3 separate regions of the Homo sapiens genome follow, and all the other regions are linked to region 3. Evidence: chromatin contacts called from ENCODE Hi-C or POLR2A ChIA-PET data. All regions are on one chromosome and are shown on one strand. Each heading gives the region's core, a stretch centred on a gene start or an enhancer-like site at or near the end of the contact. The rest is flanking DNA. Distances are from core to core; before and after follow the strand shown.

What was found. Hi-C counts contacts between places; a loop is a spot of excess contacts on that map. ChIA-PET counts read pairs that join two places held with the same protein, here RNA polymerase II (POLR2A). Pooled maps may share reads with other maps.
Region 1: a map with no recorded cell type shows a loop between it and region 3 (12-fold over the local background). The contact joins two enhancer-like sites. A Hi-C loop is called at or near these places in 28 of 37 single-sample maps with no recorded cell type and 6 of 50 pooled maps.
Region 2: a loop to region 3 is called in a pooled map, with 10 times the contacts of the local background. The contact joins two enhancer-like sites. A Hi-C loop is called at or near these places in 7 of 37 single-sample maps with no recorded cell type and 3 of 50 pooled maps. POLR2A ChIA-PET finds 5 or more read pairs at or near these places in 1 of 52 experiments (activated CD4-positive, alpha-beta T cell).

Annotation. Positions count from the first base shown.
Region 1 is chr1:219,087,672-219,091,938 of GRCh38, reverse strand. The region is part of intron 3 of LYPLAL1-DT (LYPLAL1 divergent transcript); the gene reads left to right. Among named protein-coding and RNA genes, the nearest start is that of LYPLAL1-DT, 84 kb to the left of the region's middle. RefSeq lists an enhancer at 2,668-2,717. Within about 2 kb of position 2,883, at least 7 of the 41 ENCODE cell types and tissues checked have a DNase peak (open chromatin) inside an H3K27ac peak, as active enhancers do.
Region 2 is chr1:219,795,990-219,799,823 of GRCh38, reverse strand. LOC105372926 (a long non-coding RNA gene) reads left to right here. Exons shown (of 6, transcript XR_001738473.2): 3 at 2,526-2,572. Among named protein-coding and RNA genes, the nearest start is that of SLC30A10, 130 kb to the left of the region's middle. Within about 2 kb of position 1,388, at least 3 of the 41 ENCODE cell types and tissues checked have a DNase peak (open chromatin) inside an H3K27ac peak, as active enhancers do.
Region 3 is chr1:219,463,429-219,467,742 of GRCh38, reverse strand. All of the region lies in intron 2 of LYPLAL1-AS1 (LYPLAL1 antisense RNA 1), which reads left to right. Among named protein-coding and RNA genes, the nearest start is that of LYPLAL1-AS1, 92 kb to the left of the region's middle. Within about 2 kb of position 2,327, at least 2 of the 41 ENCODE cell types and tissues checked have a DNase peak (open chromatin) inside an H3K27ac peak, as active enhancers do.

The DNA of each region.
Region 1 (4,267 bases), core at 1,634-4,133, 380 kb after region 3:
TTCTTCTAGGTTTTCCAATTTACTGGCATGTAGTTGCTCATAGTAGTCTCTAATGATTCTCTGAACTGCAGTATCAGTTGTAATACCTCCTTTTTATCTCTCATTTTATTTATTTGGGTCTTCTATCTTTATGTCTTTGGCTAAATGTTTATCAATTTTATTTTTTTAAAATAAGCCACCTTTTTGTTTAATTGATATTTTGTATTGTTTGTTTTGTTTCAATTTCATTTATTTCTGCTTTGATCTTTATTATTTCTTTTCTCCTACTAATATTGGCTTTGGTTTGCTCTTTGTTTTCTAGTTCTTTAAGATGCATCATTAGGTTGTTAATTTGAGGATTATCTGCTTTTTTGATGTGGAGTGCTTATTGCTATAAGCTTTCTTCTTAGTATTGCTTTTGCTGCATTCCATAGGTTTTGATATATTGTGTTTCCATTTTTGTTTGTTTCAAGGAATTTTTAAATTTTATTCTTAATTTCTTCATTGACCCACTGGTCACTCTAGAGCATATTGTTTATTTTCCATGTGTTTGTATAGTTTCTGATATTTTTCTAATTATTTATTTCTAGTTTTATTCCATTGAGAATAAAACTGGAAAGATGAGACACTTGATATTTTTTCAATTTTTTAATTTTTTAAGACTTGTTTTTTGTTCTAACATGTGATCTATCCTTAAGAATGAGCCATGCCTTGAGGAGAAGAACGTGTATTCTGCAGCTCTTAAATGAAAGATTGTGTAAATATATATTAGGTCCATTTGGTATATAATGTAGATTAAGTCCAATGTTGTTGTTGGTGGTGGTTTTCTGTGTAGTGGTTCTGTCCAATGCTGAAAGTGGGGTGTTGAAGTCTCCAGCTAATATTGTATTAGGGTCTATCTCTCTCTTTAGCTCTAATAATATTTACTTAATATGTTTGAGTGTTCCAGTGTTGAATGTATATATATTTACAAGTGTTACACCCTCTTGCTAAGTTGACTTCTTTATCATTATATAATGACCTTCTTTGTCTCTGTTTATAGTTTTTGTTTTGAAATCTATTTTGTCTGATGTAAATATAGCTACTTCTGCTTTTTTTGTTTCCATTTTCATGCAATATTTTTCAGTTCCTATATTTTAAGTCTAAGTTAGTCTTTATAAGTGAAGCGTGTTTCTTATAGTTACCAGATTGTTAGAGCTTGTTTTTTTATTATTGTTATTGTTCAGGCTCTCTATGTCTTGTGATTGGAGAGTTTAGTCCATTTACATTCAATGTTATTATTAGTAAGTAAGGACTTACTACTGCCATTTTGTTATTTGTTTTCTGGGTGTTTTATGTGTGCTCTTCTCTTTCTTCCTTCCTTCTTCCCTGTATTCCTTTTTGGGAAGTTAATTTTTTTTGGTGGGTTGTTTTAATTTACTGATTTTCAGTTTTTTGTGTATCTGTTGTAGGTTTTATGATTTGAGGTGACCATGAGGTTTGGAAATAACATCTTAGAACTCATTATTTTAAACTGATCACAACTTAGCACTGGATACAAAACAATCCAAACTCACAACAACGAAAGAGAAAACTAATAAAAGCTCTACACTTTAACTTAATCCCCCTGCTTTCTAACTTTTTGTTGCTTCCATCTACGTTTTATTATACTATGTCTTAAAAGTTGTAGTTATTATTTTTGATAGGTTTATCTTTTAGTCTTCGTATTCAAGATATCAATAGTTCACGTACCACAATTACAGTGTTATAATATTGTGTGTTTGTTTGTGTACTTACTATTACCAGTGAGTTTTGTACCTTCAGATGACTTCCTATTGCTCATTAGTGTCCTTTCATTTTAGATTGAACAGCTCCCTTTAGCATTTCTTGTAGGGCAGTTCTGGTGTTGATGAAATCCCTCAGCTTTTGTTTGTCTGGGAAAGCCTATTTCTTCTTCATGTTTAATGGGTATTTTCACTGGGTGTACTCTTCTAGGATAAAAGTCTTTTTTCCTTCAGCACTTTAAATATGTAATGCCACTCTCTCCTAGATTGTAAGGTATGTTATTTGTGTCTTTTCTCTTGCTGCTTTTAGAATCCTTTCTTTATCCTTGACCTTTGGAAGTTTGATTATTAAATGTCTTGAGGTAGTTTTATTTGGATGAAATCTACTTGATGTTCTACAACCCATCTATACTTGAATTTTGATATATTTCTCTAGGTTTGAAAAGTTATCTGTTATTATCTCTTTGAATAAAATTTATACCTTGATCTCTGTACCTCCTCTTTAAGGCCAGTAAATCTTAATTTGCCCTTTTGAGATATTTTCTAGAACTTATAGGCAAGCTTCATTCTTTTCTATTCTTTTGTTTCTTTTGACTGTGTATTTTCAAATAGCCTGATTCTTTCTTCTGCTTGATCAGTTCTGCTGTTGGGAGACTCTGATGCATTCTTCTGTATGTCAATTCAATTTTTCAGCTCAGAATTTCTACATGTTTCAAAAATTATTTCAGTATCTTCGTTAAATTTATCTGATAGGATTCTGAATTCCTTCTCTGTGTTATCTTAAATTTCATTGAGCTTCCTCAAAATTTCTATTTTGAATTTTCTGTCACTCTTGGATTGATCAGTGGTGACTTTTTCAGTTTGTTTAGTGAGGTCATGATTTCCTGAATGGTCCTGATGCTTTTGGATGTTTGTGAGTGTCTGGGCATTGAATAGTTAGATATTTATTGTAATATTTGCAGTCTGCACTTGCTTGTACTCCTCTTGTGGAGGGGTGATGCAAGCTCCACTGTGACTACCACACTGAGACTGTGCTGAGTCACACCCAAAGATAGCACAGCACTGGGTCTTGCTCAAGACCCATGGTGACCACTGCCTAGTTACTGCCAGCGGAAGGAAGGAGTCTCCCCCAGGTTACTGAGCTGCACTGCCTGGGTTGGGGGAGGGGTGATGCAAGCACTCCCTTGTCCACCTGGCTGGTGTCTCATTAGGTCAACCCAAGTCTACTGCCTTCTAGCCCAGCACGCACCAAGACTTGCCCAGGAATTGCAGTCCTTGTCGCCTAGACTGCCTTTGAGGTTTATGTAGTATCCCAGAGTGCTTTGGCCCATGGTAGTGGGGCTAGCCAGAACTCTAGTTCCAACCACTGGGAAGGGCAATTCCTCTCTTGCTGGGACGGATATAAGGACTCCCTCCATGGGCACTGGCTGAGTTCTGCCTTATCTTGTTTTCTACTGTGGCTGGGCTGCACTGAGTTCCAATGCAAAGTCCCACATCACTGCACTCTCTCCCCCACAAGAACACAGATCCTCTCCGCAGCATCAGCAATTCAAGACTATCTTTCCTAACCTCTTCAATGCCTCTTTCTTTGATATGATGTTAGAACCTGGTACTGTGATCACTCACTTGATTTTTGGTTCTCATAAAAGTGCTTTCTTGTGTGGATAGTTGTTCGATTTAGTGTTCCTGTAGGGGGACTATTGTTGGAGAGTTCTATTAGGCCAACCTGCTCTGTGTCTTCCCCTATAGTTTCTTTTTGACTCAGTTACATTCAAATTTATTTTTTACACTTTATAGAAATATTAGGGAGGTTAAAATTTATCCTTTATTTACTGAGCTCTAATTTAACAGAATTGAAATTGTGGTCAGAGAATGTATTATGTTTGACACTAAGTCTTTGAAATTTATTGAGATTTGCTTTAAAGCCTAGTGATATGCTTAATATCCCATTCTATTCCTATGTGGAGGAATCATAAGGTGAGAGACAGACCCTCTCTTTCAATATGTAGCACAAGGGTTCTTATTTATCCTCTGGACAATAGCATACAGATACATGTCTCAAGTTTATCTAGTAAGATTCTCTTGCCTGTAGCTTTGAATAATGAGGGTTAGAGATTTTTCCCAGCCAATGTGGAAGGTTTGAGAGACTACTGGTGTGGCAGCAAGAATCCAGTAGCAGCAGTATCAATTCCTATGTCCTAAGCAGACTTCAGGCTCATAACCTGCTTTCCTTATTTTTCTGCCAGAGTCTAATTCTCAACTGTTGATTAATTCTCTAAGTTATTGATATCTTGCCAATACATTCCTTTTCTGATTAATGTAACCAAAGTCAGTTTCTGTTGCTTAGAACTCAGAATTCTGACAACTGTGAAACACAATGCTTCTGAGGGAATTACAGCATATTACTTTTTGCTTTATTTTATTTAATCTTCTGTTTCTCTCCTCAGGAAGTGTTATTTATTATCCTCATTTAACAGATAGGAAAACTGGGGATTCAATATTTGAAGCACTTTATTCAATACCAC
Region 2 (3,834 bases), core at 139-2,638, 330 kb before region 3:
TCATCTAGGTATTCAGCCCAGCATGCATTAGCTATTTCCCTGATGCTCTCCCACCCTGCGCACTCCCCGCCCTAGCAGGCCCCAGTGTGTGTTGTTCCCCTCCCTGTGTCCATGTGTTTACATATGAAATGTATACTTTTTATCAGGATTCTTCCTCTTCATGAAATTTTTCTTGATTACCTCAGGCAGATATTATACCTCCAATTTCTTAGAATTCTGTCATACTTTCTATATCTCAAATTTTATCTCATTATTTTAGGGCAATGATCTCCTCAGCCGTAGTTAGGTAGACAGCTTGTGGTTTAGGCTTTAGATGAAGGTGTAGGAATAAGAAAAACGCAAAGAGGCAATTGAAAAGTATAAGATTACATGATCTAATGACCAAGATGAAATTACAAACTCCATTTCATGTGCGGTCTGAATTAAAAATACTTTAACTTGTGACAACATTTTCAAGTTAGCTCCTTGGGAGCTTTGTTAGGATAAAATGAGTAGGAGGAACTTACCCTTTGGTAAGAAAATACATCATAGTTTCCATGTCTCTCAAGGAACTGGAAGAGAGTGCTCATTCTTTTTTCTGGAAATTTAAGAAAATTATTTTATATTAAACAATTATCCTCTCTCCCTCCCTCCCTCCCTCCCTCCTCCCTCCCTTCCTTCCTTCCTCCCTCCCTCCCTCTCTCTCTCCTTTCTCTCTTTCCCTCTCTTTCTCTTTCTTTTTTTTTTCTTTCTTTTTTTTTTTTTTGTAGGATCTCCCTCTATCGCCCAGGCTGGAGTGCAGTGGTGTGGTCTCAGCTCATTGCAACCTCCGCATTCCAGGTTCAAGCAATTCTTCTGCCTCAGCCTCCTGAGTGGCTGGGATTAGAGGTGTTAGCCACCATGCCTGGCTAATTGTTTTTTTGTATTTTTAGTAGAGACAGGGTTTTGCCATTTGTCCAGGCTTGTCTTGAACTCCTGGCCTCAAGTGATCCACCCGCCTTGGCCTTCCAAAGTGCTAGGATTACAGGCATGAGTCACCATGCCCAGCCTACTATTATTTCTTGACAATCTTTCCTGAAGAATTTATCTTTATGTGACTGAATGTGAGTTAATTTGTTTTCTAGAAAGATGCATTAATACAAAACAATATTGGTTTTCCACTAGGCTTTTCTTTCTCTAAAGACCTTCAAGTCTTAAGAGAAATATGACATTGAGTGTGAAAGCAATATATTAGAGAAAATAAATATTCCCTGCCTCCAGCCTTCCATTTTAAATTTGGCTAAACTTTGGGAATCATTTTAGAAGAGTAGGGTAATATTTTGAGTGAGACTCTCTCAGATGCAGTTTAGTTGGGAATGAGTCATATGGGTGCTTTCTTAATGATACGTTATGACACATCACATGAAGATGACTGAATTTTCCTTTTCCTCTTTCTTTCCATTAGCACATTATCTACTTTGCCTCTTTTTCAATGATGAGTATCCAGCTTTGTCTTTTCACTTCCTTTCACATTTCAAGTCTGGTTTCACATTCAGAATTTATTAAAAATGACTTTGAGAAATGCTAATTTCACAACCATCTTCAAAGATTCTGTTCAGAGTTCTAGGATGGAGTTTAAGACATTGCATTTTCAGTGTCTACCACCATCACTCTCTGTCCCTAGAGGATTTAGGTACAGTTGGACTGTGGATTACGCTTTGAAAAATTCTGGACTAAAGGAGCTGATTGAACTTTATCTCTTATTACAGCATCTCTCTCCAATTGCCTTGGCCCATTAGTGAGCAACTACTAGATTTAAATTTGTATGTTTCTTCCAACGCATCTCTTTTGAAGGTTTATTATAGTGTTATGTACCCATTCAGAGCTTAGTACCTATAAATGGAGAGGATTCTCTGAAGATAACCTCCCTTTATCACTTCTAACCTCTTATTCTTGGGTTGTGACCATTTTGCTTACTCAGGGATTCCTAAATAGCCTTTTCAAAAAGTGCTCTAATGAGTAAATTAAAGTAAAAAGCATTTTTAATGATATTCATGTATCTGATAACGATTTGGACTTAACAATGCTGAAATTCTATAACTCAATGAAATGCACTTTTATAATGTTATACATCTATATTTAAATTACCTATTAAGATTTAAATCACAGCAAAACTTTCTTCTCTCAGATAATGCACTGTGGAAGTTATGAATTTACCTCTCATTTCTTTCCAGTAATTCTTTCTCCCATTTTGTGTGAGATATTTGTCTTTATAATTTGACATATTATTTTGGTGTTGCTTAAATATTGCAACTATTATGGGTAACTGAGCTGGCTATTGACATTGTTTGCCACTTATTATAAACAAGAAAATAATGAAGACAAGTCAAAAATGTCAGAACCTGTTAATGATGGGATCGCAGTTATGGTTGGATATACATCAAGGATGGGAGTAGCTAGCTGCTATTTATTATGACATTGTACCAAGTGTGTTAACTTTTGTTATTTCATTTTTTCTCATTTTATTCTTATTGACTCATGTAAGTATAATCATTCTAATGTTACAGAGGAGAAAACAGAATCTCAGAGAGTAACCTGCCTTAACCACAACAATGTAAGTAATAGAAGCAGAGCATGAATCCTGGCTTGCTTGACTCCAGAGTCTCAGCTTTCCCCACTACACTGTGCTGTTATGATGCTTAATTCATTTATTGTATGCCAACTTAATAAAAATAGATTTTATTCAGTGGAAACTCTCTGAATCATACTATATTGGTGGATGCATGTCATTATACATTTGTCCAAACCTGTAGAATAGAAAACACCCAGAATGAACCCTAATGCAAACTATGGACCTCAAGTGACAATGATGTGTCTATGTAGGTTCATCAATTGTAACAAATATTCCATTCTGTCCAGGGGTGTGGATAATGGAGGAGACTATACATGTGTGGGAGCAGGAGCTATATGGGACCTTTCTGTACCTTCCTCCTAATTGTGTTGCAACTCTAAAATGGATCTTAAAATATATATATGTATTTCTTTTTCTTTTTATTTCTTTTTTTTTTTTTTTTTTTTTTTTGAGATAGGGTCTCACTCTGTTGCCCAGGCTGGAGTGCAGTAGCACAAAATGCAGCAGCAGGATTCTCTTGCCCCAGCCTCCTAAGTAGCTGGGACTATAGGTATGCACCACCACGCCTGACTAATTTAAAAATTTTTTTGTAGAGACAAGATCTCACTATGTTGCCCAGGCTGGTCTCAAACTCCTAGGTAAAGTGATCCTCCAGCCTCTGCCTCCCAAAATGTTAAAATTACAGGCATAAGCCACTGCCCCTGGCCTAAATATATATATATATATATATAATTATTATTTTTTGAGACAGAGTCTTGCTGTGTCACCCAGGCTGGTGTGTAGTGGCACAATCTTGGCTCACTGCACCTTCTGCCTCCTGAGTTCAAGTGATTCTTATGCCTCAGGCTCCTGAGTAGCTGGGATTATACACATGTGCCACCATGTCCAACTGATTTTTTAGTAGAGACAGGGTTTCACCATTTTGGTCAGGCTGGTCTTGAACTCCTGACTTCAAGCGATCTGACCACCTCAGCCCCCCAAAGTGCCAGGATTACAGGTGTGAGCAACAATGACTGGCCAAAAATAATTTTTTTTAAAAAAGATTTTGTTCTGATTCTGATGGGGAATGGACTCTTTTCTAAAGTTACCAGCAGTTCTTTAACTGGTTAGCGCTACGTTAGGCATAGCTCGTAGTTTTTAGGGTGGCAGGTATGTAAAAAAAGAGGAGAGATGGACAAAACCAAGACAGCAGAAGTAGCTATTTGAGGGATTTCGGAACCCTTGACTGACAGTCACTTCCTGGG
Region 3 (4,314 bases), core at 1,078-3,577:
CAAGTATGACAGAACTACAGTTGTGAGCATTTGACTCATCTAGCAAAAGGAAATCGATGTAGATATTTTTTAAAAAATGACTTGATAGAGATGTGACTTGTTGCTTATCTATCAATATTGCTCAGTAGGGTATCTCAACTCTTGGCATTTCCATGTCAGGCACTGAAATGTGTTTTGGGCACTGATCTCCTTCCCGTGCAATGGAAACCAGGTGGAAAGCACAACAGCCTCCCACAGTGAATTTGTAATTAGTCAGGAACTTGGAGGAGAAAATAGTATGTGGGCCAAGAAAAGGAGGGAAACAGAGACCATGCTTGCCTTGCTCTTTTCTTCCTCTGCACCTCTTCTGTCATCTACCAAGCTCTACCCCTTGTACGGCTCCTCTTCTTATTTGAGTCTAAAAGTGGGGAAAGATGCTATCTTTGTAGTTTAAAAGGGAGTGTGGTTTTTTTCTTTACTGAAGACAGCTAGTTATTGAGGAAGAAAAGCTGAAATAGGTATTAGGGAAAAAATATTACTAATGGTAAGAAGAAATAAGCAGTGGAAAAGATGGCTAAAGGAGGCGGGAGAGGGGAGTTGACTTTTGGAGATAATCACATCCAACCTGCTAACCCTGAACCACTGGGTTACCTAAGTTGGTCTCCTCATATTAGAGTCTCAAATTAATATCTGGAATATATTCATGAAGGGGAAAAATCATTGAAAATTATCACTAGTATGTGCCAAAATGTTACACACATTGCAAAACCATATTGCAATTCCCTCCAACAATTTCTCCAGAAGAATAAAGCTGCATCATTGTAAGTGATGCTTGGTATATCCAATGAGTGTTTTGTTTACATTTGACCAAATATCAGTAACCAAAGATATAATAAAACACATGTAAAAGATAAATATGTACTAGTTTTTACTGGAAGATAGGACATGAAATATGCATTTTCTTCTGAACTATATTCATTCTTTTTTGTCAGGTTTTGGCTGTCCACATACTTACACATCTTCTCCCTTCATTCCTTCATGCATCTTTAACTCCACCATCTCCTTAGAAAAAGACATTAATACGAAAACAATGAGTCTAATTCAATTCTAAGGATTTCATTCTTAGAATCTGAGATTCTAATGAATCTAATTTACCGTAAGTTTAAAATGTATTGTTGGTTTCTCTAATAATGAAAGAGCTGGGGGCTATTATACACCATGAGAGAGTACAGTACAAGTCTTCCCACTACATGTAGTTCTCCCTCTCTCTCATAAATTGCCCAATTTGTAGAAGATCTGTATGAGGTAATTTTACATATCTTACCTCTTCTACATTTATAAAGCTGGTTTTGGTTATTCTCTTTTATAACGTAGAAAATCAATTTAGAGACACTAATTTTCCCAGAGTCACACAGTTCATGCCTGACAGAGGTGGAATTCAAACTCAAATCTGTCTGACTTCAAAGTCAACGTTCATTCGGAAAAGAGGCTTCTGTGTGACATGGATCTCAGAGAAGCAAGAGTATGTTAGTCTTGGTGGGTAATGGCAAGAGAAAAAAACTTCCTGTTGTGTGTTTCTAGAACTTCAAATTTCACCCCTTTCACTGACATGGCGAACCCTGCCAAATACCACCAGCTCACATGCCATTTCTTCCTTTTTTATGTTTTTACATTTCTATTCTTTTATTCTGCTTTGTGTAAAAATTACTTGCTTTGATGGCTTTTCCCTCAAGACATGGTGTGTACATTGAGGGCAAAGATTGTTACCTTACGCATTTCTCATTCAGCGCAAAGCCTAGTTCTGTGCACAAAAGTAAGTGCATAATAAATGTTCATAATGAAACAGGAGCTCTGCGTGAGAGCGAGGACCCAGCACTGAAGCACCTCTCAGGTCCTGTGACATCTGTATTAGAATTAAAGCTAGAAGGAACCATTTTCTTGGCATTGCAGTTTAGTCTGCCCCAGCCAAACATAGAAAGCTGTCATGTGAATATTTTTGAACCTCAAAAACAATTTTGGTTTAAGTCTGGGTGGGGGAGGAGGAGAATGGTGGCTCTTATTTCTCCCACACCAGTCCACCCATCTCATATTAGAACATGTAATTCCAACAGTGCTGACTGTCATAAAATTTGTGAACGGAGTGTCCTCTGAACACTGTTTGGTACACACATGGCCTCTTTAAGAAGCTTACTTGTAACTTATAATTAAATTAAAGAACCAGCAGCTGCTGAAAAAAAAAGTATAGCCTAGAGGCCATGTTTATGAGTTTCTCAGGCAAGAGGTAGTCATGTCAGAACTACTATTGTTATGAGTCTGAATGTTTCCAGTGAAATCTTTGCACGAATCATTTGCTTAGTACTAGTCATCCAGTCATGCCTCTTGATTTCAGCCCACTATTTCCTCTTGGAACTGGCAAAAACAACTCTACAAAGGAAAACATTTTATAAGAAAAATCATAGCCTTCTGCTTTTTAAACCATAGATGACCTGGACTCTATGACCAGTTCACAGGGGTGCTGCCTCTGGTTCCAATGGCCGGGGAAGAAAGACTACAACAAACACCAAGCCCTGAAAGCAGAAACCCTGGATTCTCTTTTCTTTGTTTCCTTAATAAAGGATTTTAATACAGTGTAGGTAGGAGATAACTGCCCTGGTTTATACAGGACTGCCCTGCTTTTAGCACTGACAGTCTCACGTCATGGGAAACCCCTCATTCTTGGTCAAATTGGGACAGTTGGTCATCCCAGCATTAGGGGCCTTTCCATGCTGTTAACCAAGCATCAAACATTCTGGGATCAGTTTATGATTTAGAAAGTTTTGAACCATAATACCCAAATCACACATCGGTGGTCAAGTCCCAGTAAATTATACTATAAAGAAGTCATAGAATCTCCAAATAGTCCTTAAATATCTTTTACTACAGAGCTTCCAATCTGGTGTTCCCAGTGGTAGATGTGAACACATTGTGCTACTAATCCAGGTGTGTCAAGGTATTGATCCCCCAGCCCTATTTTGGCTGGGCAGAATCTGGGGTACCTCGAGCCCTCAGTCACTTTTCCCTAGCCATGAGCTACCTTATCTATCTCTTTAGACCAGTGAGCACTACTAAATAATATCATTTTCCATATGTGCCATAATAAGAAAAAAATTTGGAAAGTAGTGCTCAGATCTAAGACACTCATTTTATAGGCAAAACCTAACTTCATTTCTATTAAATACAGGCTGTATGAAGCTGAGGCAAGATTGCGTTCAATTTATCTTGTGTTCAACAGTCTTCAAGGTGATTTAGATCACTGCCTGGGAAAGCTAATGTAGTACAGCATGAGTGGTAAGTGACAAAACTCAGCAAGCTAAACTTGCATTGAAGGCACGTGGCTGGCTAAACGAGGAGAAGAAAATAGACATTTATCTGAATAATATCGATAGAAATTCCCATGTTGCTTCACTTATCTATGTTTTTAGTAAACATACCATTTAAATCTCAATTACCTTTGAGTTTGAGTTAACCTGATGTTTCATTTCTACTCTTAATTTTGACTTTGGACGTATGCAGAGTTATTATTTAAAAAATCAAGATATCCAGAAAGTAAAGGCAGCTAAGTAAGAATTATAGACTTAAAATCCAGGTTTCCAAGATAAACAAGCATTTACACCTCCTCTTAATTATTCCATAAAGATTTACTCAAGTTCAAAATGGAGAAAAGATACAGAGTGAAAGGCAACATGCAAATAAAAGTCTACAGGCTTGAAGGTATTAGAGTTCTAAATTCCCATTCCCCTTGCTAGTCTTCATAGGCAGTGAGTCGAGAAGGGACAGATTCTGTGTATAAAGCTGGGCCTTTACAGATCCGAACTTTACATTGTGCCAAATTTGAAGCCTGCCCAACTTCTGGCTCTTCGATTGCTTAATACATTAGTGGACTTGTTCCAGTTCCCAGTGGTCGGAGTTCCACATCACACAGTCCCTGTCCCATCTGGTGCTAATTGGCACCCTTGTTGGTAGTTTCCAAAAGCAGAACAGGAAAAATAAAAGGGACTATCTTTCTATCCTTAGAAGTTAGAAGCTTAGTACAGGCAGTCCTCAATTTAAAATGAGCTGTGTACTAAAATATTGTATGTAAATCAGCTGTTTAGAACCCAGAACAAATTTTTCCGATGAAACAAAGTCATGTTTGATGGTTACTTCCCCAGGTCAGCCCAGTTCACTAAAGCCTGTTGGACCCATAATGTACCCAATAAATAGTTTCCATCTTAATAGCATAGAACCATCATCAGTGAACCAAGAAGTAGGAAGAGGTGGTGAAAGCATCACTGCCTTTTGTAGTAGAAGGCCAGG